Linked DNA regions of Homo sapiens: regions 2 and 3 are each linked to region 1. The links are chromatin loops, found by intact Hi-C in ENCODE. Cell type or tissue: ascending aorta. All regions are shown on one strand.

Region 1 (8,000 bases):
GCAAGAATATTTGCCACAGGTTGTTTATGATATCAAAAATTTGGGCCTGATACAGTGGCTTACACCTGTAATCCCAGCACTTTGGGAGGCCAAGGCTGGTGGATTACTTGAGCCCAGGAGTTGGAGACCAGCCTAGACAACATAACAAGACTCCAAGTCTACCAAAAATAAAAAATTAGCTGGATGTGGTGGCACATGCCTCTGGTCTCAGCTATTTGGGAGGCAGAGGCAGGAGGATCACTTGAGCCCAGGAGGCAGAGGCTGCAGTGAGCCAAGATCATGCCACTGCACTCCAGCCTGGTTGATAGAAAAATGATTTTTTGGGGGGAGAACTCATTGCTCATAAGTAGGGTAATGTAGCTCTGCCTACTTACCCTCAACGCCCTGCCCCAAACCTTAACCCCTGGAAACCACTGATATTTTTATAAACTCTATAATTTTACCTTTCCCAGAATGTCACATAGTTAGAATCATACAGTACGTATCCTATTCAGACTGGCTTCTTTCACTTAGCAATATGTATTTAAGGTTCCTGTATGTCTTTTCATGGCTTAATAGTTCATTTTTTTTATCGCTGAATAGTGGACTCGTATTTAAAATTCTTTGAATCTCTTTTTCTCATTTGTAGTAGGAGTAATAGTGCCACCTTCAAGGATTGTCATGAATGTTTGATGAGATAATATATATATATATAAAGTTTCCAGCACATAGCATGTAGTTAATAAACATCAGCTCCTTCCCTCAATAATTTGGATATGAACAATGTGGCAGGCTGAATAGTGACCCCCCAAAAGATGTCAACATATCAATCCCTGTGAATGTGTTTCTTGCATGGAAGATGGGAATCGCAGATGTGATTAAGTCAAGAATCATGAGAGGTGAGATTATCCTGTATTATCAGATGAACCCAGTGTAATCACAAGAGTCCTTATAAGACGGAGATGTGAAGGTTAGAGTCATAGAAGGTGATGTGATGACAGAAGCGGAAGTCAGAGCAATGTGGCCATGAGCAAGGAATGTGGGAAAGTCTTCTAATGCTGGGAAAGGCAGGGGATGGATGGATTCTCCCCTAGAGCCTCCAAAAGGAGCACACCTTGGCTGACACTTTGATTTTAGCCTTGTAAAACCTCCATCAGACTTCTGACCTCCAGAAATGAAAGATAACAAATGTGTATTGTTTTAAGCCACTGAGTTTGTTCCAATTTATTCCAGCAGCAATAGGAAGCAAATACAGGTGATTAACCTCAACATTCTCTTTCACTCCCTTCCAGTGTGTCTCCCCACATAGAGAGTCTAGAAATAAAAAAACTACATTTCCTGGAATCTCTTGCAGCTAGGGTTCTGATCACCTACTTATCCCCACTTGGATGCACTTGTGCAAGGTTTGGAAAGTGGAAGTGAGGCAGAGATAATTTTCCTGCTGCTTTTGGCTGAATTTCACTAGAAAATATGGTAGTGCAGATATATTTCTGCAGCAGCATTCCAGCAGGGTACTTGTAATTCCCAGCTTCATGGGAGTCAAGATGCATCTGTGAGGAAAAAATGGCAGATTCCTGATCCTATAGCAACTTTCTGACTCCCCACCTTCATGGAAGAGGTAGTTGTTCCCCTAGGTGGTAAGCTCTCAAGTGTCCTGGGAGTCTCCCAAAAACCATCTCTTCCACCAGCACTTCCATGCAGCTAATTCTTTGTATTAAACATTTCTGCTTAAAATAACTAGAGTTGCTTCCCTTTGCTGCAACTGAACCCTGACTGATACAGTCTCCATTTGCACACCACCCCAGGGGAGGCAGAAGATGTCAGCTGGGAAATCTGGATATTCTGAGATAGCATACATCAACTGGGAGGCGACTCTTAACAACTCCACTGCTGTGTCTCACAACACACCAGGGTTTCCTGTCAATCATTGTATTATATCCTCTACTCACTTTTCTTTAACCAGGCCCTCTCAGTTTTGAGTTTTCCTCTTAACTGGGTCAAAATGGGATTACAATTTTGGTGCATTCAGGAAGTAAGGATTGCTTTTTAAAAAAACTTAAAGATATTCTTAGCTCCTTGGGAGGCTGAGGTCAGAGAATTGCTTGAGCCCAGGATTTCGAGGCTGCAATGAACCATGATTACGCCACTGTACTCCAGCCTAGGCAACAGAGCAAGTCCCTGTCTCTGAAAGAAAAAATAAAATTGTAAAGACACAGTAGTGAGTTGACTCCAATCTCCCTCCCCTGCTGCAACACTCATTGCAATGGTTCCTATACCTACCACAATGTGCCACCCTTGAATGAAGTCTGCCTTGCCATTAAAAAAAAAAATAGAGACATTGTATAACATAATGTCTTTTAGCCTTATGAAAACAATTTTTTAAATTACCCACACTAAAGAAGAAATAGGTGATTGGCAGACTCCAGAAACAAAGGACATTTATTGCTGTTCTCATGAAGAAAGATGAATGTTTAAAAGGTTAGAAAAGGTCTTAGCAATTTATTTATATTGATTTGGATGAGTGATTCTGAAAGACAATGTTTTCTCTATGACTCTTCAACCATGTGAATGTTCCTTAAAATGCATGGCAACCACCCTGTCAACACAGTTTTCCAAATTTCCCAGAAATTATTTTAAAATTTTTAATATGCTTAATCCACATCTCACACTAAAAACAAACAACCTCCACCCTCCCCCCTCCCCGCAAAAAAAGGCTTGTTAGAATTTCCAATTATGCTACAGGAGAATAAGTGCTAGGGAAATCATGGCCACTGGAATTAATACATTTAGTTAAAGTGATTTGGGAACTCAGCTCCATAAAACTTAGGTTATCTTTGTAGAGCTCCATCCTGCTCTGAACTTTCTGTCTAGTGCTCGACTCCTTTGTTTTTTGTTTTGTTTTGTTTTGTTTGTTTTGTTTTTTGTTTTTGAGACAGAGTCTTGCTCTGTTGCCCAGGCTGGAGTGCAGTGGCACAATCTCGGCTCACTTCAACCTCTGCCTCCCGGGTTCAAGTGATCCTCCTGCCTCAGCCTCCCAAGTAGCTGGGATTACAGGTGCCCGCTATCATGCCCAGCTAATTTTTGTATTTTTTTAGTAAAGATGGGGTTTCACCATGTTGGCCAGGCTGGTCTCGAACTCCTGGCCTCAGGTGATGTGCCCATCTCAGCCTCCCAAAGTGCTGGGATTACAGGCGTGAGCCACCGTGCCCAGCACAGAACTTGGCAATATTTTTCTAAGCAGAGCCAGACAGGAAATGCTTTAGGCCCTTTCGGGACAGAGGATCTCTGTCACAACAATTCAGTTCTAGTTCTACCCTTGTATGACCAAAGCAGTGAAATCATCACAAGTGTATGTGGCTGTGCTCCAAGAAAACTTATGTGTGAATAGTGAAATTTGGATTTTGTACAGTTTTGCAAGTCACAAAATATTATTTTTCTTTTCACTTTTACTCAACCATTTAAAAATGTAAGCATCATTCTTAGTCACAGGCCACACAAAAACAGGCAGCAGTTGGATTTGGCTCACAGACCATAGTTTGCCAACCGCTGCTGTAAGCCTGGCCCTGTCCCTTCCAACTTACCCCAAAATTCTCATTCTGATAAAGATTGGTTTACAGAGCCAGGATGGAGATGTTGCCTCCTAAAGTTCAGTATTTCCTGGGAGAGGAGAAACAATTTTATTTTGTCTTTTTTACCTGGTGCTCAGCCCTTCCCAGTCTAGCTGCCACTTACCCTTCCCACTCCAATTCTTTGTCCTTCTACACCCAAACCAGCTTACAGATCTCACCTAACCTTTCTCTAGTCACATCAGATTACTTGCCTTTCCCTAGAAAAGTCAGACAGTTGTAAACTTCCACGATTTTGTTCACGCCCTCCAACTAGCACAGCCTCTCCCACGTCTCTACCTAGATTTTTGCTCATTCCTCAGCTCAGTGTCATTTTTTCTTTCCCCAGGAAAGTGAGGTGAGGGCAATGGACCGCACACAGGCAACATGCACAGAATCGAGTGAGTGAATGCGCAGACCTGGGCCTCCTGGCTGGGAGGAAAAGGGTTTTGGAGAGCCATGGGGTAGTATAGGGTACTCCATCCACCAAGCAATAATGACAAATTTGGAGGCTGAAGAGAGGGGACTGAAGACAAACAGCTTGCTTCTGAATGTTGCCAAAGGCTGCCCTGTCCAGAATGGCAGTCATTGGTCTCAGCAAGCACAGTGGTTCTCTGATGCTACTGGGGCAGCAGTCAACAGCTCAGGCTTTCCTTGGCACATCCACGACCATGTCACCACTGCAATGTCATGGGAAATCCTAACAGAGCTAGCCTTTAACATTTTTCATAAAAATCCCAATTTCTTTTCCTGTTTCTTTTTATTAATAGAAAGGTGAAATAAACCTTGAGCCCATAAAGAGTTTGCTGATAATTAAAGAAGCTCAAGAAGGTAAAAGAAATGGAAAGGTTGAATTTTAGGAAGGAGAGTGGAAGGGCGAATTGCAAATAAATGACAATGTTGTCATCTTTCTAAATTTTCTGAAGATGAAAAGCCACATGATTTAATCACAAAAAGAAATGAGTCATGGCTTTGCTATGACTTACGTCAACATAAGCCATCTTTATCTGACCACTTTGATAATTAAAAAGCAAAATTCTGTAATACTAAAGTTTTAAGTGGACAAGATAGTTTTCAATTCTAACCGTATACAAATGTCAACTTTTTACTTTTACCCATAGTTTGCTAATGTTTCCAAAACACGAAGACCAAACAGGGCCTAGACTTGTGAACGATGCTCCAATCCTGTTCTCTTTATTCTAATTTTACCCATATTCTCTTCACAAAATGCCTGCTGAGCTATACCAGCTCCTAGTTCCTTGCATTTTTCTCTTATGAATTCTTGGAGATTATGACAAGATAATGAGACAACTGCAGAAAGTTTTACATTCATTTTCTGCTTAGATAATATTGTAGCCTGTACTGATAAAAATTTTCAGCCAAGAATTTCTGATATAAATCTAATAGTTTGGCCATTAGTGATTATTAGTGTCACATCTAAGAAAAATTCTGGTTGGTGTTATTTATTAAAAGCAATCAAAATGTGCCATTATGGTCCTAATTATAATATTTACTTGGATGGTCTTATTTCTCTGCAAGAAAAAATAATGCCAGGCAGCTGCTAGAACTTCTACACTAAGCATGTAAGAAACAGGGAGCCTCAGTAGAGTGGAATGATGTCCTTGAAGAGAGTTACCCCTTACACTTATAGAATGTTTTGTTGATAATAGTCATAAAACCTTAGTAATCGAAGCATTGCACTTTCAAAGACACGCATAAGGTTAAATGAGACAAAACAAAAACTAAAAGAACTTCTGTCCCTGAAAAGATGCTGGAATACCACAAGTTGCTGGCCCCACCTCTACCCCCAGGTCAAGTATTGAACAAGTAATTGAGCAGGTTTACCCTACTAGTTTCAGTTCTATTTTATTTGTTTTTGTCTTTAAAAAAAATTAGGACTTTCCTTATTCTCCTTTGAGCTTAGCAACAAAATTCAAAGAGTGTTTACTCTAACTTATCCATTATTTGGGTATTTTCTAGTGGGAGGGCATTTCAACATATCTAGTCTTGATAAGCTCATGGAAATAGGAAATCTCATAAAATCATAAAATCCTTTTTTTTTTTTTTTTTTTTTTTGAGACAGAGTCTCACTTTGTTGCCCAGGCTGGAGTACAGCGGCGCCATCTCGGCTCACTGCAACCTCCGCCTCCTGGGTTCAAGCAATTCTCCTGCCTCAGCCTCCCAAGTAGCTGGGATTACAGGCTCCCACCACCACACCCGGCTAATTTTTGTATTTTTAGTAGAGACAGGTTTCACCATATTGGCCAGGCTGGTCTCAAACTCCTGACCTCAGGTGATCCACCCACCTCGGCCTCCCAAAGGGCTGGGATTACAGACGTCAGCCACCATGCCTGGAAAATCCATTCTAGGCTGGGTGCAGTAGCTGATATCCGTAATCCCAGCACTCTAGAAGGTGGAGGTGGGAGGATAATTTGAGCCCAGGAGCTAGAGAACAGTCTGGTCAACATAGAAAGACCCTGACTCTAAAATAAATCAACAAATCCCTATTTAGGTTTACTTGATGATTTTTACAATAAAACCTGTGATAAATGCTTGTGGGGTTTTTTGTTTGTTTGTTTGTTTATGTTTTACATTAATTTTTATTTTTATTTTTTTACTAAAGTAATGCGTGTACTTTGTTTTAAACATCAAGTGGTGAATTTTCTAGATAAAGATAGGAAGATAAAAGAGAGAGACAGACATGCCAGGAAAATCCTGAAATCCCAAAATCAACAACTGTGCTGAGGTGCCCACCTGCCCTGAAGCCACCAGGAAGCCTCTGTTCCCATCCAGGAGCCACCAAGACACAACAAGCGTGGCAGGAAGCGGAAGCTCAGGACCTCGTCTTCATCTTTGGGGCTGTATGTTTCATTGTCCACCAGAAAGACCTCTTCCAGTCCCTCCGCTGAAGAAACTTTTGCTCGAATAAATATTTCTATCCAGTTTCGGCAACTTTGATTCTCACACAAACACAACCTCTGAAGAGGATGACCTCCACTTTTTGTAATCAATGACATTTACCTTTCTCAATTACCACTGTCTCTTCAAATAGGAAAGCGAGGTTCTCTGTGCCATGATGTGGGTTGAGGTTTGACATATCCCAGGAATTTGGGCTGTGGGAAGGAAGGAGCCAGCTTAGCTGAGTGCTTGCTATGGCCAGGCACACGGAGGGAAGTGAGAGGGGCTATGTGTTCCTACCACCTTCCAGGATCCTTTATTTCAATCTGCTAAAATGACTTATTTTTTGAAATACATAATAATTTCATAAAGTAGTCAGTGGGGAAAAATAAGAAAACCTTCTATACAAATATTCAGCAACTTTTGAAAATGAAAAAAATCAAGTAATGACCCACCCACAGAAACTATCCCAGCCATCCCTTCCCCCATTCTCACATCTCACTCTTTGTGCAACTGTGGAGGCCCTCACAGAGCCAAATGCCCCCACTAAGCTTTCAGGAAGGGCAAGAGCCAAGTAGCTTCACATATCACAACTGCAGACACTGGAAGTTTGGGAGTACTTGAGTCTGAGTTCAGAAGCTGGGGAGCAGTCTCTGACCTGAATCTCCTAGTGGGGAATGGTAGGTGTCGTTCCCCAGGATCCTGATTTTTTATCGATGAAGTCTGGGGATTTGGGGCCTGCTTCTCACCTCTTGACTTAGTATTAATGTAAAAGGACAGCAGTCCACCCTGCCCTTTCTCTACCCTTGTGCATACTCTAGAACAGTAGGAACATAGACATTCCAGTGCTGTGGGTGTATTGGTGTGGAGCTGTCAGGGAAGTGGCTCTGGGCCTTGTTCATCTCCTTCCCCCCAAATAAAGGTGTTCATCAGTGACCTACCTTCCTTTCTGTTTCAACCCCAGTAACCCTGCAAACATCTCAGTGGGTGATGCAGGTGGATGAATGTATGTGCAGGAACCTCAACTACCTCCTGCTGGGCACTGTAGACCTATGTGAGGTGGGGAGGGTGAAGAGTCCCCTTTCTCATCTCTTGCTTCCCCCAACAGGTGGATTCTGGAGTGTGGGGTTGGAGGCAGAGGAAAGGTCTCACCAGACCTAAGGTCTTACCAGAGCTAAGAGGAAAAGGAGGACATTCCATTTTCAAGCTTGAACAAGACATCTTTATAGATCTCCAAGTGGCACTCTGGTCACTCTTCAGCTTCAAGATGAGAATTACATTCAAAGCCAAGAATAGAAAAATTGCCTTGTCTTACTCTGCTCAGGGTTCCACAAAAAAAGCCATAGACTGGATAGCTTAAACAACAGGAATTATTGCCTCACAGTTCTGAAGCCTGGAAGTTTGAGATCAGAGTGCCAGCACGGTCGGTTCCTGTTGAGGGCTCTCTTTCTAGCTTACAGATGGCCACCTTCTTGCTATGTTCTCACATGATGTTTGTAGTATTAATTTGTCTGGGAG
Region 2 (8,000 bases), 210 kb before region 1:
TTCCACAAATTTGTCCAGTCTTATGATGTATTTAGGAGAGATATTTATTATTTAAGGCAAGTGAAATACAGTTTGCTTTGAGAAGGAGTGGAAACTTTCATGCTATGGCTTAAAATACACTTTGCTTGTTTGTTTTCCCAAACCATGTAAGAAAGGAGTTTTTGCCATTATTAATAATAGTTTAGACAAAGAACAGATATCCTAAACATTTTTTTCTAAAATATTTATTCAGATGCTTAATTTGCAAATCCTATTTTCCCTCTTGTCGCTTATAGGATCTATATACGAATGTCTGCTATTGTTACAATTTATCACAATAAGAATAGGAGGAAGTTATTTCTTCCTGTATTTTTTTTCTAATGATTATTATTAACTCCAAGGAGAAATTCCTACGAATCAACATAGCTGAGTTTACTGGGTGATCTTTATTCCAGTGTAGAATTCTGGGAGATTTTTAAAAGAGCTGTGATGTCAGATTTGCTTGTTCTATGTGGCAGCTGTGGAGGAATGAATAATTGCAGAAAGGGATCCCAATACCTCAGATTACCCAGATGTGGCTCATATCATTTGCAAAAATGTTCTGGCTGCTTCAAGTTTTATTTACTGTATGTATGTACTTATTTATTTATTTTTGAGACAGGGTCTCACACTGTCACCCAGGCTGGAGTGCTGTGGCGTTATCTCGGCTCACTGCAACCTATGCCTCCTGGGCTCAAGCAATCCTCCCAGTTCAGCCTCCCAAGTAGCTGGGGCTACAGGTGTGTATCACCATGCCCAGCTAATTTATTGTATTTTTTTGTAGGCGTCAGGTTCTGCCATTTTGCCCAGGCTGGTCTCGAACTCCTGGGCTCAACTGATCCACCCACTTCATCCTTGCAAAGTGCTGGGCTTACAGGCGTAAGACCGCACCCGGTCCGGTCTTTGAGTTTTATTAACTACAATGAGAGCCACTTTCTCTGTGTGGGTGTCTCTCTTCCTTAAAGAAGTACAGTGAAGAACATATGCTAGCCCCTAACATAATGCCTGGCATATACTAGTTGTTCAAGAAATGTTTGTCGGATGACTGGAGAGACAGGTACACAAAATCAACCTGTGCTCCATCATCCATAATCTTCTATCATAGTCCACATATATATCTATCCTAGCACATATATGATCATACCACATAATTCATCAACTGACAGTCTATTGTGTCACTCAACAAAAAACACCATGATGTGCACTCAAGGGATTTAAAAGATTCTGTTCATTTTTTCTGATTATAATAGCAATCAGAATTATGCCTGTCATGGGTAAGATACTAAAACAACACAGAAATGTGTACCACAGAAAGTGGAAGTGCCACACACATCTCCTAGGACAGCCACTGTGAAGATGTGAACGATGCCGTGCAGAGAGTTGCAGATTTCCCCATACCCACATTAATGTCTATGTGGTCATTCTTTGAAACTCGTGGATTGGGTATTTGTGGCTTAGACTATTTACCAGCCACTTCAAAAAGCCATCATACCCGTACTCTGTAATTCTGCTGAGTTGAATCTCAAGGTCTGTGAGGCTCTGAAGAGGGCACACAAGACCCTGGGTAGGTAGGCAGGCAGGCCCCGCCCATCACGGGCTTCCATGTTTCGAGGAGGCTTTGCTGTCTACTCCAAGGCAGCCACTCTCATCTGGCATCTTACTGGGCCACTTTCCCTTTTTTGGTTGCAAGGAATTGCACATACGAATCCACAAAGGTCTCAGGATCTATTCTCATGCTGATGAACATCAAGGATCTATTGTAATGACATTTATGATCATATAAGTCATATGCGTTTGGAACATATGCTTTTGGAAGTGTGTGTTCCAAAGTGTGTACTGTCAGCTTTCATGCTTTTTATTTATTTTCCAAATGGCCTAATAACAATCTTTAAGTAGATGTTTAAAAAATTAATTCATCCACAATAGAAAGACATTAAATATTTAAAAGGAGATTTTTTAAATAATCAAAACTCATATACAATGTGTGTTCAACAGATAAAATTATTTCAAACCATCATTGAGGGTGAATCAAGAACCTCATTGCTAAACTTGTAGCAACTATGAACTGTAAAAAAAGATATAGCCCTGAAAAAAATAAAAAGAGACTACAACTAACTACAACTTATTTCCAGTAACTGAAGGCTTCAGCACAATAAGCCTTACAGTTTTCCTTTCTAAGTATTTTTCGTTATGTATATAAAGGCCTCCAAATACATTTATAAACCCTTGAAAGAAGACACACATTTCTAAGAGATTTTTACATATAACAAAATTCTCACTACACTCCTGGCCGGGTCACTGAAACAAGAGGGGGCAGGTTTTATTTGTATCTGAGCATAAGATTAAGAATCAGTAGAATCAACACTGTTCAAAGCCACACTTGTGGAAAGTTTCCTATTCAAAAATGCCGGCTGATCTCCAAACTGTTTTAATTCTTCTGTGTTAAACTGATGGCTCTAGGACCTCGATGGACTCAAGTCCAAAAGCATTGGCAACACCAGGCATCTTGTTGGAAATGCAGAGTCTCCGGCAAAACACTAGACCTATTGAAGCAGGATCTGCATTTTCCAACAATCCTAGGAATTGGAATGCACGTTGAAATCTGAAAAGCACTACTCCAGAGAGGGATTTATTAGTTGATATATTTTCCTACAAACCAGTCCTTTGGACTCTCTCAGCACTGTCACAGGACTTGTACTGACTCACACTGCCAGCTCTTTGTTCCTATGGCAACCTCATCATAAAAGTCCCCTTAGGGTGTGCGTTTCTGGGCCGATTTGCTACAGGTTCTCATTTAGCAGGTTGGGCACTGGATCAAGACTATATTTTCTTTTTCTTTATTTTTTTTTCAGAATGGTATAGGTATGTTTATTTTTAATTTAATTTAATTTTTAAAATTTTGTTTTAAGTCCTGGGATACATGTGCAGAATGCGCAGGTTTGTTACATAGGTATATGTGTGCCATGGTGGTTTGCTGCACCTATTGACCCATCATCTAGATTCCCTCCCCTCGCCCCCCAACCCCCCAACAGGCCCCAGTGTGTGCTGTTCCCCTCCCTGTGTCCATGTGTTCTCATTGTTCAACTCCCACTTATGAGTGAGAATATGCAGTGTTTGGTTTTCTGTTCCCATGTTAGTTTGTTGAGGATGGTGGCTTCCAGCTTCATCCATGTCCCTGCAAAGGACATGACCTCATCCTTTTTTATGGCTGCAGAGACTGTATTTTCATCATGTCCCTCAAGTGCTCTAGCTCAGTTTTCCCCTGGGTGACCCCAAATTCCACAGGACCAAATGAAGCACTGATAAATCAAAAAACTATTTGAATCACCTAGGCAAGTTAGAGAAACAAAATACATTTTACAATAACCCTAAAACAGATTCTCATCAGCTCTCCAAGCCAGATTCGATCTTACTGGCCTTGGGATAATGTCAAGAGTTTCATGTTTAAAACAGAATTAAACAAGGGAATGAGTGAGAATCTTCAGGATTCCAGGAGGCAGAGCGTGTTTGTTCTGCTTTTATGCCGGTGCTGTTTGCATAGGGGATAATTTATTATTGTCTTCTAGCTACGCAGGGAGTCATGTGCTGCGGTGGCTCTTATGTTGCTGACAAGCTAGGCTGGCCCTGAATAAACAGCACTTCATCATCAACACAACCCAACTGTAGATACAGGTTGGCATTTTATTCCCCCCATCTGCCTTCTACCTGATAAATTACTGTTTTAGTTACATGTATACAAATACTATTTGTTAATCTGCTCAAATGTCTCCAAAATGTTCCCCCCACTTAAATTAAAATTATATACGTGCATACATATATATCTCCCATTCAATTTACTAAGGATTTAGACAATAAAAGCACTTCCTGTTGAACTTACCACCCCCCCCACCAGCCACACACACCTTCTGCATTTGTGACCCCAGCCTATAACTGCTGCATGGAATTTAGGAAGTTACTTTATGAATCATTGCAACTGGGAATTGGCTGGCAAAATCTCATACTAATGCCAGCAGTTAGGGAGAATGGCAATTGCTCCCTGTCACAGCCCTTTGTCACTCGTGATTCCGAAGGGTCGATGACTAAACATTTTTAGAGGTCACGTGTCTTGTTGTCTGAGTAATTTCTAGTTTGGGAATGAGTGGGAAAGCCTGGAAACGTGGGGAGAAAAAGCCTTTGTTATTTCCTGGTCAAAAAAGCTAAGGTGTAGGTCCCAAGAATCCTAAAAGAAGTTGATGCTCATTATAACCCAGAGGAGGAAAACAGAAATAATACAGCTGTACCTGAACTAATATCAAAACCAAGATAGTGATAGTGATGGTGCCCCATAGATTACTCCATTCACAGCTGAAAGTGCAGATGCAGTGAAACCTTTCATTCTCACAATATCCTATTTTACGTTTTTCATTGCTCAGAAAAAGGCAGTCTTTATGCTGTCTGCTGGTAGCTTCAGTGCATCGTGTGAAACAAAAGTGATGTAAAGAATGTCTTGTAAACATTTCAGTAGATATCCTTGAGAGACAGAAACCCTCTTCTTGCATCACTCACACATGCTCACCTTCTGTTGTCTTCTCAGTCCCCCTGGTGGGGGATCTGGCTCCGTCATTTCACTGAAACTCTCTTCTCAAAAGTACCAAGCACTCCGAGGTTGCCAAATCCAAAGATAACATTCCATTTCTTACCCTACTTGATTCTCTACAGTATTCCATGAGATTGACCCTCCCTCTGTTTTGAAACACTTAATTCCTTCACCTTCCTGACACCACACACCTTGTTTTTCTCCGGATTCACCGACTGCCCTTCAGTTGCCTTTGCTGGTTGCTCTTCCTTATTAAGCCTCCAAATATTCACACCCAACTTTGTTTCCTGTCCCCTTTCTCTTCTCTCTTTCCACTTTCTCCTTGATGATCTTACCCAGCCACATGGCTTTAAAACCATTTGTCTGCCACTGATGACAGAATCTACATGCACATGAGATCTGCATGTAGCTGTTTAATAAGTATCTCAAGTAAAATATGGCCCACCGCCTCCTCAGTTGTGTCTGTCCTATTAAATGGCACCACCGTCTACCCAGTTATTCGAACCCAACATCTAGGAATTATCCTTGATTGTTTTTTTCCTCATCTCTCACGTAATTCACCAGCAAATCCTATTAACATTGCCTTTAAAATATATCTGTAGTCTAAACACGTCTCTAATATCTCTTCATCTCCATTGCTGTCCTAGCCACAGCCACCATCATCTCTTGCCAGAACTTTAGCAGCAGCATCACAGCTGGTCTCTCAGTAATGTAGTCTCCACATAGCATCAAGGGGCAGCTTTATTTTATTTTTTTTCCACCCCTTCCCCAAGAGGCAGCTTTTAAAAATATAAATTGAATAATGACACTCTCCTGCTTAAAGCCTACTGAAAGTTTCCCAATGCAATTATTATTATTACTTTTTTTTTTAGCTAGGAGGAAAAGGTTTAATGTCCTCAAGAATAAGAGTTAATATAAATCAATGAAAAAAGGATATATACCAATGGAAAAACTGTTACAAAACATAAAAGACAATTCACAACTGGAATTCAAATGGATAATAAATAGATCTGAACTCATTAATCAAAGAAATCCTTTAATAACACAAATTTTCTTCTTTTCTTATTATTGGTAAATATTTCCAAATGGGCACTATCAAACTTTTTTTTAGAAATATATTCTTTTTTTTAGGCCGAGCATGGTGGCTCACATCTGTAATCCTAGCACTTTGGGAGGCCAGGGCAGAAGAATCACTTAACTTAGGAGTTTGAGACCAGCCTGGGCAACATAGTGAGAGCTCCTCTCTAAAAGAAAAAAAAGATTAAAAAAATATATGTTCCTTTTTTTTTTCAGAGTTGGGGTCTTACTCTGTCACCCAGGCTGGAGTGCAATGGTATGATCATGAGTCACTGCAGACTCAACCTCCTAGGCTCAAGCTGTTCTCCCACTCAGCCTCCCTAGTAGCCGGGAATACAGGCGTGCACCACCATGCCCAGCTAATTTTTTTATTTTTTGTAGAGACAGGGTCTCACTATGTTGCCCAGGCTGGTCCTGAACTCCTGACTTCAAATGATCCTCCCACCTTGGCCTCTCAAAGTGCTGGGATTAGAGGCATAAGCCACCATGTCCAGCCTAGAAATATATCCTAACGAAATAATCATATATGTACACAAAGATTTGTGGACAAAGCTGTTAACTGGATTATTACTTTAATAACTAAAACTTACAAACAATCTAAATGTCCAACACTAGAGCAATGGTTAAGTAAATCATAGAATGGTCACACAAAGGATTGTTAAACTGCTATTAAAAGTTATGCTATCAAAGAATACTTAATGACACAGGAAAACACTCATGATACAGTGTTAACTGGAAGATAATTTTTATAACCACATAAAAGTAGAATGTCATTTCTAGACGTATTCAAATAATACGTATTGAATTCTAATATACAATGGACATTAAGATTCACTGATATTTATTAAAGTTGTCATAATTTAGCCAAATTGCTATTCTGAAACCTTATTGTGTCTCTCCATTATTTTAGGGAGCTCATGCCAAGGTAGTAAAGACCTACGAGTCAGCCAAACATGAGGTTAACCCTCGCTGTGACACTCACTAGCTGGGTGACTCAAATCAGTTACTTCATTTTCATGAGCCTTAGTTTCCTCATCTGTAAACCCTCACCTCATAGGACTGTTGTGAGAACTAAAAGCATATATAAAAGACTGGTCAAGTGCCTGACATATAGTAGACAATAAATATTAAGCCTCTTTCCTTTCCTGTTTTTTTATTATTATTTTTTAGGTTATTCTCAGGATTTATGGGATTAAATCTGATTCATAGAAAGTACTTTTGCAAGATTCTGTCTGTGGGGACTGGTTATGACAATTTTTGCCTTATGTTCTCCATAATATATGTGAACTTTCAAATAATAATCACACACATCTTTAAGTCATTTAAGTGATTTACATGTAAAATTCTTAGATGTGAGATGATGGAGGAAGTTGCACAAAGTTAAATATGAAGTAAACTCATATAAAAATGATGTAAGGTTTGGGAGGCTGAGGCGGGCGGATCACAAGATCAGGAGATCGAGACCACGGTGAAACCCCATCTCCACTAAAAATACAAAAAATTAGCCAGGCGTGGTGACCGGCGCGTGTAGTCCCAGCTACTCGGAGAGGCTGAGGCAGGAGAAGGGCATAAACCCAGGAGGCGGAGCTTGCAGTGAGCCGAGATCGCACCACTGCACTCCAGCCTGGGCAACAGAGCGAGACTCCGTCTAAAAGATGTAAGGTATAAAACCTACTGATAGGTCAGTGTTTATCTCATTATCAAATTTTCTATCCTTAATTCCAAGTTAGACTCAGTGAATGAGCTTCTGTCTGCCACTATGCAAACAACAGCTTTTAAAGCATTAAAAAAATGTATAGTGATTTTTCCTTCAGCTAAATCACAATGAATAGTCTTTTTCATCATTTCCACCGTTTCACCTCCAAGGGCCAAATGACCTTCAGTGAATTTTACTCCTGGTGCTAATACTTCCCACATAGGTCAAGCATTCTGGACTATACCTATTATAGTGTTGTCTTCCTCACAAATTACAGATGAAATATATTGAGTAAGACTTTTATTAAGAATAAATTACTTTCTAATGTCAGGAACAAGCAATTCCCAGATTTGTTATTTCTGGGTTTTTTTGTTTGTTTGTTTGTTTTTGCAGGAAATGGAAAAATCAAGTGAGTATATGTCACTTGTAGTAAAATGCTTGCAGATAAAAATAATTACCAAGATTAAAACACCAGTGTGTACGGCTGCATTTTTGGGAACAGTGAGTCTTACAAACACAGTGTGACAATTCCTAACTACCTTGCAAGCACAGTGGCCAGCCTGGACTGCTGAGTTACTGAAATTTAAGAGTACAGTTTGACATTTACAGTCTGCATGGATTTATTTCTAGAAT
Region 3 (8,000 bases), 61 kb after region 1:
CCTGTCTTATTTCAGAAAGATAGTCTTCAAGCTCTGAGATTCTTTCCTCCACTTGGTCTATTCTGCTATTGATGCTTCTGATTGCATTGTGAAGTTCTTGTGTTGTGTTTTTCAGCTCCATCAAGTCAGTTCTGTTCCTCTCTAAATTGGCTATTCTGGTTATCAGCTCCTGTACTGGTTCTTAGCTTCTTTACATTGAGTTAGAACATGATCCTTTAGCTCAGTGAAGTTCATTATTACCCACCTTCTAAAGCCTACTTCTGTTAATTCAGCCATCTCAGCCTCAGCCCAGTTCTGTGCCCTAGCTAGAGATGTGTTGGGTCATTTGGAGAAGAAGCAGCACTCTGGCTTTTTGAGTCTTCAGTGTTTTTGCGTTGATTCTTTGACATCTTTGTGGGCTTATCTCCCTTCGATCTTTGAGGTTGCTGAACTGTGAATAGGGGTTTTGTGGGGTCTTTGTTGTTGATGTTGTTGTTATTGCTTTCTGTTTGTTTGTTTTCCTTTAACAGTTAGGCCACTCTTCCATAGGGCTGCTGTGGTTTGCTGGGGGTCCACTCCAGATCCGAGTCACCTCAGTCCCTCCCTGGACGTATCACCAGCGAAGGCTACGAAACAGCAAAGATGGCAGCCTGCTCCTTCCTCTGGGGGCTCCATCCCAGGGGGCACCAACCTGATGCCAGCCTGAACGTTCCTACAGGAGGTGTCTGGAGACCCCTGTTAGGAGGTCTCACCCAGTCAGGAGGAACAGGGTCAGGGACCCACTTAAAGAAGCAATCTGGCTGCCCCTTGGCAGAGCAGGTGTGCTGTGCTGGGGGGAGCCCTCCTCATCCAGACTGCCCAGACTCTCTAGAGCCAGGAGGCTGGGAAGGCTATGTTAGCTAAATCACAGACAGGGTGGCCACCCCTCCCCCGGGGACTTCGTCACAGGGAGAGATCAGATGAACTCATGATTTTTAAAAATAGATTTCCTAGTTCTGACCGTTGAAAGAGTCTAGAAGTACCAAAACTCCGGTAGCAATTAGCATACCTAGTATCTGGATCTTGGCTTCTAAATACCATTCCCCAATAAAAGGAATCAAATATCCTCAGTAAAAGGTTGAATTCCAAGTCTGGGGCAAGGAAAGGACAAGATGAGACATCTTGTTTTGCCAGAAAGCAAGGAAGCCTTTACTAAAGAAATGATAAGGGCATATCAGTAAAACACAGCAACCAGTTTTCAGGGCTTCTACTTGGCAAATTTGGGGAAATTGTAGCCTCAATAAGTATAATGAATTGTTAAATATTGAATAAATGAAAAGGCATAAGTCCACATACAATACTCAAAGGAGGCAAAACAAAACAAAATTAATTTGGCACCATGGAAGATTATGACTATTATTTTAACTTTCAACTCCTTACTCTGAAAATTGGAAATTAAAACAAAAGAACTATTTTCCCTGCTTCCTAAGAGCAATGGTAGTTAATCTCCAGGTGATCTAGAAAAGCTTCTTCAGAGAAGAATGTCGGCTAATAAGTTTGCAACCCCCAGTGAAATAATTGATTCAGAAAATGACTAAATCAATGAATGTTAAAATCATTAGTTAAAAGATTGCTGGGAAAAGGACAGTGTCATATATCTCCAGTTGCTTGCTAATTGCAAAGGGGAAAATGGGCCTTTACAATCAGAGATCTACTTGTCACAACAAAACCAAGTAACTTAGCATCATTAATAGTGAAACAACCTGGCATTTTGTGCCTCCTGATGTGGTGCAATATGAAGTACACAATAACATTTATAAAGTTATCTGGCCAAAATATTCTACCTGAATCTCATCAAGGTTTCAGAGCTGACTTCCAGTTTATAGTAGCTACAAGCAAGAGAGGAACTAGTTAAAAGATAAGATATTGCATCAGACACACTTATGTATCAGATCCTCTCGGCCTCATCTGTCTCCAGGGACATTGTGTTCAGCTCCAGGCATCCTTGCAGAAACCAAGTCTGCCTGGGCTCCAGAAGACTTTATGTGGGCAGCACCCTACAGTGCTGCTTCTCATCCCAGGCTTCCCCCGAGACAGAGATATGAAACTTCGCAGCCAGTTCCAGGCTTGCTCATGCACAAACTGAAAGGAGGGCAGGATTCACTCTGTAGGGTGCACATGACTCTTGCATCGGTGGAGTATGAAAGCCGGTGGATACATTCTTCCCTGTTGTCTCCTTCAAACAGATCATCTTAAGAAACAGCCATTGACATGCTGTCTCAGATGATCCCACAAGATAAAGTAGCCAACCTACTTAATAGTAGAGAACGGGAAGCATGATAACACATAGTCATATCACCTCACTCCCCTTCCCTGCCTCATTACCAACTGTACACACCCACACCTGCTCCCCAGGCCTGAACTTCCAAGGAGAATTGTAGCATATAGGCCTTGCCTCAGGTTCTAACATCTGAGGAACAATGCACGTTAAGAATGATCCTATGGGTGGGGCGTGGTGGCTCACGCCTGTAATCCCAGCACTTTGGGAGGCTGAGGCGGGAGAATCATGAGGTCAGGAGATTGAGACCATCCTGGCTAACACTGTGAAACCCCGTCTCTACTAAAAATACAAAAAAATTAGCCAGGCATCGTGGCGGGTGCCTGTAGTCCCAGCTACTCGGGAGGCTGAGGCAGGGGAATGGCGTGAACCTGGGAGGCAGAGCTTGCAGTGAGCCGAGATAGTGCCACTGCACTCCAGCCTGCGCAACAGAGTGAGACTCCGTCTCAAAAAGAATGACCCTATGAGGCAACATATCTAGAATGCAGGATAATCCAAATGACAATAGGCCTTGACTTAAATACGTATATATGTATATGTGTATTTACATATGTATATGTATATATACATACACTCAGCCAGGAGCGGTGGCTCACACCTGTAATCCCAGCACTTTGGGAGGTGGGGTGGGTGGATCACCTGAGGTCAGGAGTTCAAGACCAGCCTGGCCAACATGGTAAAACCCCGTCTCTACTAAAAATACAAAAATTAGCCGGGCATGGTCATGCATGCCTGTAATCCCAGCTACTCGGGAGGCTGAGGCAGGAGAATAGCTTGAACCTGGGAGGTGGAGGTTGCAGTGAGCTGAAATTGTGCCATTGCACTCCAGCCTGGGCGACAAGAGTGAAACTCCATCTCAAAAAAAAAAAAAAAAAAAAAAATATATATATATATATACACACACACACACACACATATATATGTATATATGAATGGATGAAACAACTAAATGTAATGTGTGAGCTTTGATTGGATGCAGTTGAATAAAACCAGCTATGAAAGGTATATGGGAAATAACTAGGAAATTTTGAATATGAAATGGATATTAAGTAATACTTGGAAATTACTGTTGATTTTCTTAGATATGGTCATGGTTTAGCAGTTACATAGAAGAAAGTCTTTATTGTTAGGAGTTATATGCTGAATATTTAGGGCTGATGTGTCATAACATCTGCAACTGGCTTCCAAATATTTCAGAATATGTATATATTTTTTTGAAGGAAAGCATTTATACCTTAAAAGATAAATACACAGCTAGATGTCCCCCAAAAAGTAAAGCAGCTGTTCAGAAGTACTCATTCCTCAAAAGCTACAATTTCACTATAGAATTTAGTCCACCCACCATGTGTAAGCGTGAAGGATTGTGAGAGGGCCTTTCAAAGGAAAGATGAGATGGCTCCACCTGGTATGTTGGAATAAGATGCGAGAAAGAGAGAGAGAGAGAAAGAGAGAGTTGAGGGGTGGGGGAAGATTTTTCTAAAGGAAATACTAAGATTTTCTTCTAATTATCCCGAAATTTTAAAAATAAAAGTTTTCACTTAAACTGAGAAACTTGAAGATTTCAGTGTGTTCAACTGCAGGTAAGAGCGCTAGACTTTCCTCGAACAGAAACTGGTTACCTGTGAAGCCCTATACAACATGCTGTGAGCACAGTGCCTACAACACTAAAGGCCAAATGACAGTTCAAGCTGAATCTGGCTCAATTTCCTAGAAAAATGGCACCATCTGCTGGCTGGGCAAAGGCAAACTTTATAGACCTGGACTCTGGTAGGTCAAGGAAATCAGTACCATACTGCAAAACTTTCAGGATTTATCTCTGTGATTGGAAAGAAGTCTGAGTACATTCTATGGATAGTCATCCCTTAGGCAGAGGAGAGAGATAATCTCTCTCATTTCATCACATTAAAGTCCCATAAGAGTTTCCTGGGATGCTTCTGCTTGTTCTTAGCAGAGAATGAGAATGTCAACCAGCCTATCAAGGATAATATGACCAAAGTACCCCATCCTTTTACCCTGCCACCTCTTCATCCTCCAGCCCCTGTCACTTTCTAAGATTCTAATATTTCTGCTCTCAACTCTGTTTTGCTTTTGTAGAAACATCCGATAATATGGTGATCAGTTCAACAGAATGACATATTCACCATGTCCCCAAGGAGGAGATGACTGAGATTTCAAATTCTCAAGCAGCCTCAATGCAGCCAGAGATTTAAGAGGGCTATGTGTCCAGAAGGAGACTCTGGGCAAACGCAGAATGGATTCAGATTACTCAAATTCCTGTCAGATTTCTTAACCTGGTGGGCTATACCAAACCCAAAAACTTTAAGCAGCCTCTACTTTTGCTTATTTTCTCCTAAGCCCAACCTTGGCTTTCTTTTGAATCTCTATGAGCAGAGACATGGCTCCTTAAGAAAGGAGACACTTCAATCCTGTTATAGGCTAAACTGTGTCCCCCAAAAATTTATGCATTGTGGCCCTAACCCCCAGTATTTCCAAATGCCTATATTTGGAGATAGAGCCTTTAAGTTAAATGAGGTCATTAGTGTGGGTTCTAATCCAATATGACTGATATCTTCATAAGAAGAGGAGATTCGGACCCAGACACACAGAGAGGGAAGACCATGTGAAGACACAGGAAAAAGGGCATCTGCCAGCTAGGAGAGAGGTCTCAGAAGAAACCAACCCTGCTGCCACTGCGATCTCAGACTTCTAGACCCTAGAATTTTGAGAAAATAAATTTCTGTGATTTAAGTCTGTGGCACTTTACTTTGGCAACCCCAGCAACCTAATACAAAAGTCCATCTTTTAACAGTAGCTGAGAGAGGGAAAGGGAAGTGATGGAAATTGATGTGAAGAAGAAGCATGTCATGGAAAGAGGGGGCTTTGAAGCTTCTCCCTCCTGCCCAGCCTCCACCCACTATGGCGCATGGTGGGCTTTTGAGGACTCCATTAGGTCTTTGACCCACATCAGAGGTCCTCTTTCTTGGAGCTGAAATAAGGTTGAGAAGCTTTGAACTTCCTCTAGCTATTCGAGAATGTAGCCAGCAATTAACTTGTTTATTGCCCTTTACATACCAATTAGCAAACAACCATTTGTTGCTGAGCAATGTGTAAAGCTCTGAACAAGGAAGAACTTACATTTCTTATAAGTTAATTACATTTATTTCACCTTTTCCAATTGCAAAAGCAAAACATTTTTATCAATGAAAGCAAAGAAGATATAAAATATAAAGGAAAGATTGTCATCTGTAATTTCCATCCTTAGACAACTATTATTTACTGTTTTAATCTGTTTTATTTCAGTCATTTTTCTACACATATGTTTAACCAATTAGGTTCATATACATAGTTTCATATTCTGCTTTTTTCACTTAACATATTGATAAAACAGTTTTCTCATTTTATTAAGTATTATTGTCTTCTCTATCTTCTTGAGACTTGTGTGATACAGAGAAGTGAGGTCAGCAATAAAGATCCAAGAGGGGGTCCCCAGCCCCATGCAACCACTACCAACAAGCCAGTGAAAGGGCATGGGCTCCATGTCATTGATGCAATGCACATTTGCTGACCAGTCCCCTGTTACTGCTATAGCAGCCATTGGCAAGACAGCCTGCTGCAACCAACGTGAGCAGTGATCACAATGACCATGACCATGCAAACACAGAGAAACAGTCTCTCTTTGTTCAATTCGCTTGATAGAGGTTTAAATCATTAAACAGTCTCCATATCTCCCTATTTAATTCTCGTGTCTCATGACCTACTTTGCCTTTAGACTTTCACACTTCTTTAATGCAAATTCACCCTGCTTTGACACCACACTAACATAGAACCAAATTAAACTCTCTTAATAGCTTTCTTGGTCTCTGGAGAATGCAGGTCTGTTTCTGTCCAGACCCTATACCCCATTTTCTCTGCCACAGGTGGATATAGTTCTTTTTTAAAAATATTTTTTAATTTCAATAGTTTTGGGGGTACCAGTGGTTTTTGGTTACATAGATGAATTGTATAGTAGTGATGCCTGAGATTTTAGCGCACCTGTCACTCTACCCAATATGTAGTACCCAATATGTGGTTTTTTATCTCTTGTGCCCCTCCTATCCTCCCCCTTGTGAGTCTCCATAGTCTGTTAAATCACTCTGTATGCCTTTGCGTACTAATAACTTAGCTCCCCCTTGTAAGTGAGAGCATATGGTATTTGGTTTTCCTTTTCCGAGGTGCGTCGCTTAGAATAATGGCCTCCAGCTCCCTCCAGGTTGTCGCAAAAGACATTATTTCATTCTTTTTATGGCTGAGTAGTATTCCCTGGTGCATACATACCACATTTTCTTGATCCACTCATTGGTAGAAATTATTCTTGAAAGGTCTTTCTTTTTTTTTTGTCATTTTTTTTTTCCTTTTTGTGGAGAACGGGGTCTCTCTATATTGCCCAGGCAGGTCTCGAACTCCTGGGCTCAAGCTATCCTCCTGCCTCTGCCTCTCTGAGAGCTGGGATTACAGGCATGAACCACTGCACCTGGCTTGTGAAAGGTCTTTCTAAGAAATTTTAAGACTTGCCTTTCCTTGCCCTTTTCTCCAGTTACCTTGCCTGTACAACACACTTAGATAACACTGAGACCAACACCAACCTCCCCTAAACACACACACACACACACACACACACACACACACACACACTATACCCAGCTGGCCTCATCTCCCTTCTGAACTCAAGGGAGCTTTAGGAGTTTCTTCAACCCTACTCCATTTCTCCACACCTCTTCTTCTCCCTTTAGAGCATGCTGTTCTAAGTACTTTACAGTGATTAACTCAGTTAACTCTCACAGAAACCCTTTGAGCTAGGTACCATTATCCACATTTTAAAAATAAGAGAACTCAGAGGAGCAGAAGCAAAAATGACTAACACAAGTCCAACCGAAGCCACACAACTAGTAAGTGGGCAAATCAGAACGTGGAGTCCACATTCTTGCTTTAGAAGCTTGTTGCACTTGGCCAGGCTTGGTAGCTCACGCCTGTAGTCCCAGCACTTTGGGAGGCCCAGGCGGGCGGATCACGAGGTCAGGTAATCGAGACCATCTTGGTTAATATGGTGAAATCCCATCTCTACTAAAAATACAAAAAATCAGCCAGGTGTGGTGGCACATGCCTGTGATCCCAGTTACTCAGGAGGCTGAGGCAGGAGAATTGCTTAAACCAGGGAGTCGGAGGTTGCAGTGAGCCGAGATCACACCACTGCACTCCAGCCTGGGTGACAGAGCAAGACTCCATCAAAAAAAAAAAAAGAGAGAGAGAGAGAAAGAAAGTTGTTGCACTTAATGGCTACAATGGTTAACACGTGTTGAGAACTTACTCTGTGCTAGATATTCTGTAAACAGAATCTCATAACGACCCTATCAGATAGGAACTATTATTAGCTCCATCTTACAGTTGAGAAAACTGAATGTATTATAGTCACTTCACCCTCTTACCAAGTCAATCATTGGCTTCATTGAGTTTTTTTGTTTTGCTTGGTTTTTACATTTACTTTTTATTTTTTATTTTATTTTTATTTTTTTGAGAAGAAGTCTTGCTCTGCCGCCCAGGCTGGAGTTCAGTGGCATGATCTCGGCTCACTGCAACCTCCGCCTCCCAGGTTCAAGCGATTATCCTGCCTCAGCCTCCCAACTAGCTGGGATTACAGGCATGCACCACCACGCCTAGGTAATTTTTG

Evidence for each region. Peaks named below come from ENCODE experiments on the same cell type or tissue, not always from the same donor. Only the 100,000 strongest peaks of a DNase experiment are listed, where the experiment ranks them.
Region 2: it touches region 1 in a loop (3-fold over the local background); 2 of 110 quality-filtered maps call a loop at or near these places.
Region 3: a loop joins it to region 1, with 2.1 times the contacts of the local background. A loop is called at or near these places in 9 of 110 quality-filtered maps.

What each region holds. Positions count from the first base shown.
Region 1 is chr9:76,923,172-76,931,171 of GRCh38, forward strand. No RefSeq gene overlaps it. Among named protein-coding and RNA genes, the nearest start is that of PRUNE2, 21 kb to the left of the region's middle. In ascending aorta, no CTCF peak of the experiment used is centred here; a DNase peak (open chromatin) is centred at 3,240; H3K27ac peaks cover 2,224 bases.
Region 2 is chr9:76,713,780-76,721,779 of GRCh38, forward strand. The region is part of intron 6 of PRUNE2 (prune homolog 2 with BCH domain); the gene reads right to left. Among named protein-coding and RNA genes, the nearest start is that of PCA3, 47 kb to the right of the region's middle. In ascending aorta, no CTCF peak of the experiment used is centred here; a DNase peak (open chromatin) is centred at 4,022; H3K27ac peaks cover 2,681 bases.
Region 3 is chr9:76,983,783-76,991,782 of GRCh38, forward strand. No RefSeq gene overlaps it. Among named protein-coding and RNA genes, the nearest start is that of FOXB2, 32 kb to the right of the region's middle. In ascending aorta, a CTCF peak has its summit at 4,014 (motif pointing left); a DNase peak (open chromatin) is centred at 889.